2 separate regions of the Homo sapiens genome follow, and region 1 is linked to region 2. A link is an interaction called in ENCODE POLR2A ChIA-PET data of the cell type or tissue named here. Cell type or tissue: PC-3. All regions are shown on one strand. Each heading gives the region's core, and the rest is flanking DNA. Links, peaks and the distances in the headings are about the cores only.

What was found. ChIA-PET counts read pairs that join two places held together with the same protein. Peaks named below come from ENCODE experiments on the same cell type or tissue, not always from the same donor. Only the 100,000 strongest peaks of a DNase experiment are listed, where the experiment ranks them.
Region 1: POLR2A ChIA-PET joins it to region 2 with 13 read pairs; 17 of 35 experiments call an interaction of 5 or more read pairs at or near these places.

Annotation. Positions count from the first base shown.
Region 1 is chr3:146,467,563-146,470,481 of GRCh38, forward strand. It overlaps PLSCR2 (phospholipid scramblase 2), which reads right to left and starts at 1,999. Exons shown (of 8, transcript NM_001395437.1): 1 at 1,933-1,999. RefSeq lists an enhancer at 1,988-2,057. In PC-3, for the core only: no CTCF peak of the experiment used is centred there; no DNase peak of the experiment used is centred there; H3K4me3 peaks cover 2,435 bases; H3K27ac peaks cover 2,500 bases.
Region 2 is chr3:146,539,141-146,542,059 of GRCh38, forward strand. All of the region lies in intron 1 of PLSCR1 (phospholipid scramblase 1), which reads right to left. Among named protein-coding and RNA genes, the nearest start is that of PLSCR1, 4.0 kb to the right of the region's middle. In PC-3, for the core only: no CTCF peak of the experiment used is centred there; no DNase peak of the experiment used is centred there; H3K4me3 peaks cover 712 bases.

The DNA.
Region 1 (2,919 bases), core at 277-2,776, 72 kb before region 2:
AATAAAATTAAATATATTCCAGCACATTATATTAATTAAATTTATTATAAATATATTATGGATAACACATATATAACAATACAAATGTATTTGTACATATACAAATACATTAAGCACTATGAATACAAATAATGGTACAATAAAAAGGATATGGAGTCATTGATTTAGTTGGAGTAGTGGTGGCATTGTCAGGAAAGTCAGAGCGGAGAGTTGAAAAAAGTCTAGAATCAGCCAGGCCATAGGGATGTATGAGGGGCGTGGTAGGGCATTATAGACAGAGGGAAGCTCACTAGTAGAAGTCCTAAGCTGCAGGAAACTGGGCTTATTCGGGAAATGAAAATTTATGAAATTACAGAGCCAAAGATGGACAGACCCTTAGAGATGAGGATGGAAAGGTGCACAAGGGCCAGTTCACAAATGTTTAAAGTCGCTCTACCTGCACTTTAAGACCTCAAAGGCCAGAGCTTGGTTTGTCTTATCCAAGACAAGCCACTTAATCTGTGTTTGTTAATTCAACAATGAGTGTACAGTATTATTTTGCTCTTTTCAGTCAGTAAGAATAGTTCCCTTACAGATCTGAAGGCTGCTTCATGTACAGTGAGACCCAGGTATTTTACACTTGTCTATCCAACTGCAGCAATCCACTCATTTTCCTTTGTATGTGTTTTTCATTTCCTTGTGCTTGTTCATTGCTCAAAACCCTTCTATTGTAAACATCAGGGTGGCAATAAGAGAAAGGTTTGCTCTTAGGAAAAGTTCAAGAAAGAAAGGAGCCCCCAAACCGCCTGACACTTCTAAGTGTCACTGGTACTAACCATGTATCTCAGTGTCATAAGCGGGAAGAAACAACGACTGCCTGTTCCTGCAACTGGCAAGTGGCCATGCCAAGACTTCCAGAAATAACAGTGAATGAATGAAACCACATGGGAACCAGAGAGTCAGCTTGGAGAGGCAGGGACTTTGTCAAATATTTAAAATAATAAACGCTAACTTTCACTGAGTACTTTCTGTAGTGCCAGGCACTGCTCTAAGAACTTTACATTAACACACATTAATTACTGCTCAAAAACCTTTCCTAACAACCCAGACCTCCCTCACAAATAGGAGTTTTCCTTTCTTCTTTATAAATGAGAAAACTAAGCCCATAAAGATAAAATGTTTACTTAATGCTGTACAGCTCAGTAACTAGCTGAATTGAAATTATTCATGATTCATGTCCGTTGCATTTATGTTCCTATTTCGTTGAAAAACAAACAAAAAATCTCACATTCTCCCAATGTGCCAAATTTCAGTGTAATACTCTGTAGCTCATTTAATACTTACACAATTTCAGAAATGAGGCAATGGAAAGAACATATATGAAGAAAGTGGCTGACAGTCCACAGATGTGAAGCAGTAGAGGCCGAATTTAAAGTCGGGGAGCCTGACTGGAGCTAATGGTCTTAGGAACCGCGCTACATACCGCCACTATCTTTCCTAAGCTGGTATTGTAGAGGGCCTAGCATAGACGTGGGCTCCTGGCGGACTTCATTGAATACTTACTGATAAATGACAGCTTGCAGGCTGTATTAACCGTCCCTTCTAATAGCCCCACTATGCTGGCACATGCTCCTGAGCCCAGACTCTGCCCAGGATTCAGGGCCGCTCTCTACCTGTAAAGCAGTGTAGCTAAGGGGAAGCTGAGCCCCGCAAGGCGTTTTCAGGCAGGACACCCCTTGTCATTCGAACGGTTCTGGTGTGAGCCAGGGTACAGCTGGGCCGCCTGGGGCCCCTTGCCGAGTTTCCGTTCCACTTCAGGTGTCGCTTCCCGCGGCCCATTGGGCCCTTGCCCCGCCCTCTGACGCAAACACAATTATGGGGCGGAGCATCGTCCCCACTAGCCAGGCACACCCCAGTCCCATAGGGAGGCGACTGAGAAAGCCGCCCCCTTACCCGTGGCTGCAGCTGCTCCCGCACAGCCCTGAGCGAGCCGAGGTCCTAGCGTGGCTTCCTCCCGTCTGCCCCGTGACTGCCAGGCACACCTGTTGCACAGCCCTCCCGGAAGTCGGCGGAAAAGGGGCCTGGACCAGCCTCAGAGTCTACACCTGCAGCAGCCCCTAGTTTAGGTTTCTGGACCCCAAGGGTACAACAAGGCTTCCCTCCCCTGGTCCCTGCGCGGGCTCAGAGGATCCGGCTTTGCTGCTGGAGCGCGGCCGAGCTGGGGGCGCGACTGCACCCACCCCCCCACGCCGTGTGCGACGCGCAGCTGCCGCCCAGCCCGTCCCGTCTCCCTCTCCCCATCCCCGTCCCCTTTTTTGCTCTTTGGAGAGACTCCGGAAACGTTTCTCCGGTGGTTAAGGGCACAGATGAACTGGGACGTCGACACCAGCTGGAACTGGAAAATCATCAGGCGGGGAGTGGCCTACCCCGGGAACTTCCTTAACTCTGCTCTTGACCTCCATCCCTTAGAAGCCTGTAGCTTTTCAAGGTGAGGGAGCTTAGACTACAAAAGAGGAGCGGTCGAGATTATTTTATCTCTAGCCCTTGCCCTTCTCCCTTTTCTTTCCAACAAAAGGCATTTTTAAGTTAAGAGTGAAAATGATGAGGCGTGTAGAATGTTTAATTTTTCAGGACGCGCCTTTGATTTTTCAGGGTGTGCCTGCAACTGGCACACCCTCATGCAATAAATAAATACATATTGCACTGACGTTTCTACTGATTTTTTAAAAATTTATTTACACGCCTGAAACCCTAGCATTTTGGGAGGCCGAGGCAGGCGGATCACCTGAGACCAGGAGTTCAAGACCAGCCTGGACAACATGGTGAAACCCCGTCTCTACTAAAAATACAAAAATGAGCCAGGTGTGGTGGTGTGCCCCTGTAATCCCATCTACTGGGGAGGCTGAGGCAGGAGAAAAATCGCTTGAACCCGGAAGGCAG
Region 2 (2,919 bases), core at 307-2,806:
TTTCCCGCAACTAGACAGTCCCATGTGGGGGTGATGGGAGACAGTGACCGATCATCAGGCATTAGATTCTCATAAGGAGTGCGCAACCTAGATCCCTCACACATGCAGTTCACAATAGGGTTCTTGCTCCTATGAGAATCTAATGCCACTGCTGATCTGACAGGAGGTTGAGCTCAGGTGGTAATGTATGTGAGCGATGGGGAGCAGCTGTCAATACAGATGAAACTTTGCTCACTCTCCAGCTGCTCAGCTCCTGCTGTACAAGCCCAGTTCCTAACAGGCCACAGACTGGTACTGGTTGGTGATCCAGGAGCTGGGGAGCCCAGCTGTTAAGAATAGGTGGAGGATCTTCAGCAGGGAGTGTCATGAGTTTCAAGTCGTTGCCAAATGAATAACAACCATGAATACACATGGTATTTGCCTTTCACAAGGTCAGAGATCATTCTCTCCTTGCACAGAAATACCGGAAAGGAAAAGAAGCAGATTCTAAAACAATGACAATTTGTTCATATTTGCTCTTTTTCTTCCCACTTGGTTACATTATTTTTAATCTTAAAAGATAAGTTAGTGAGGATGAGACTTACTGGCAAAACTACTGCAGTATAAAATCTGGGTCTTTGCTTTACTATAGGTTTTAGAATTTTAGCATTTATATAATATCTCAAGCATTGAAAGTGGTATGTAATAAGCTCTGGTGCAAAATGTTAAGTGTTCCTTGTACCTGTACATGTGCCAAGTAGATAAGGCACTGTGTGCCAGGTCACTAAAGTCATCCACTATGTGGATGCCTACATTCCTGTTTGCTGTTATAATGATCCTTTGGGTTTTCTCAAGCTTAATAAGTCTATTCCCAGAAATACATCACTCAGTTTGGGGAATAACTGGGTGTGCCCTGAATGAATTAATGAGTTAATTAATTTAGCATGATAATTCATAAATAATGGCTTCTACCACACTTATTTCATTTTAAATTTCAGAAATACTCAGAGAAAGGGAAAATCATCTTTATGCTGTACCAAAAAATGTAATAAAGTTATGTTGTATATTGTACCATTGGAATAATAATTACTCCAGTATGAACACAGAACTTCAAATATAATCTGATTTTTTCTAACTCTGTTAACTAAGACTTTGGAGGAAACTGAGGCATCATATATTATTTGCATACAAGTACATCTCTGTTAAAATTTTTCTATCAGAAATCATAAGTTCCCATTGCTTCTCTGGACTATTTGATAACTGTAACCTCTACTACCACGAAGAGGAAGACACAGCACAGGGGATTTCCAGTTCTGGCTTCAAAATTCATATTACAGTGAAACTCTTTTGACCCATCTCTTGAGGTCCTGAAATTTTTATCTTACTGCTTTCAAAAAGTATTACTGTAAAATCTGGAACCCAAAGGGGAAGCATACTTAATTTTGAAAGTTCCTAAAACTAAAATTTGTTTACCCACACCAGATTTGGATTATTTATTTAAATTTACTTGTTAATTGCCTAAGAACAAGCTCCTTCCCTCATTCCCTCAAAACAGAAGATAAAGCATTTCACATTCTCTTCAAGCCCCAAGATAGGGATAAATGTTTTGAATTATGTTAGCAAAATTCTACTGCTCTGAAAACAAGAATTCTAGGTCCCTAACTTCCTCCGAATAACTGAGAATAAGATACTAGACTAGAGGAAAGGTAGGAATTTCAAGTAGGCCAGGGGAACATTACAGAGGTAAGTCACAAATCAAGTAACTTCCATGTCATTTGGGTTATGTTTGTACATAAATTTTGTACCTTTAAAAATGTTTAGTTAACATCTAAGAAGGAAAAATATTCATCTGTTGAACTCCAGTTTTGGTAAAAGTTAAGCTTAGAAAAAATTGATACATTTAAGCAAATGGGTGGGGCAAGCAGGTGGTGAGGCTTTGAGTATACAGCACATCATACTTGTAAGATACGGGATGAAACTGAGGTGACTGTGGCTGATTATAAATGCAAAGTACCTTGTAACAAGGAGCCATTCCATAAAAATCCTCTTGTGTATTTTATGCTGAACAAACAAAACAAATATGCTTAAAACCAGTTTAGGATAGCCTTTTATAGCATTTTATATTAAACCTTGAATAAAAATGTAGATGATACATCAACTAGGACCAAGTGAGATGGTAGTGATCAAGTGTTCTACAAAACTAAAAAGTAAACCAAAGAGACAAAGGAAACAAATACTGAATCAGTTATTCTCATTTGATTGCTTTACTACTCTGAAAAGCCTTTCCTGACAACCCAGAGCTCCCTCACAAATTTGCTTCCTTTCCTCCTAATAAATGGTGAAACTAAACCCATAGAAATAAAAGTGATTTTAATAAATGTGATACAGCTTGCTAACTAGCTGAATTAAGATGATTAATAATTCATATTCTTTGCACCGATGTCTCTAATTCACTGAAAAAAGGAAGACTGACATCCTTCAGTGAAATTTGTTAAAAGACTCTTTTAAGGTTATCTTTCTTATGTAAGACAGAAAAGGCTTGAATTTCAATTTACTCTTGTGCCACTTAGCTTTAACTAGGCCAGGTGCTATGGTTAGAATGTGTGAGCTAAGTTCATGTGTTGGAAACTTAATTTCCAATGCAACAGTGTTGGGAGGTGGAGCCTAATAAAATATGATTAGTTTATAAGCACTCTACCTTCATGAATAGATTAATGTCGTTATCTTGGGAGTGGGTTTGTTATTGCCAGAGTAGGCTTGTAAGGAAATCAAGTTCCACTCTCTCTTGCTGTCTTGCCCTTCCACTTTCCACCATGGGATGATGCAGTAAGAAGACCCTCACAAGATGCTGGTGCCTCCATACAGTCATGCACCACAACAACAGATCACATATATGATGGTGGTCCCATAAGATTATTTTTACTGTACCCTTTCTATGTT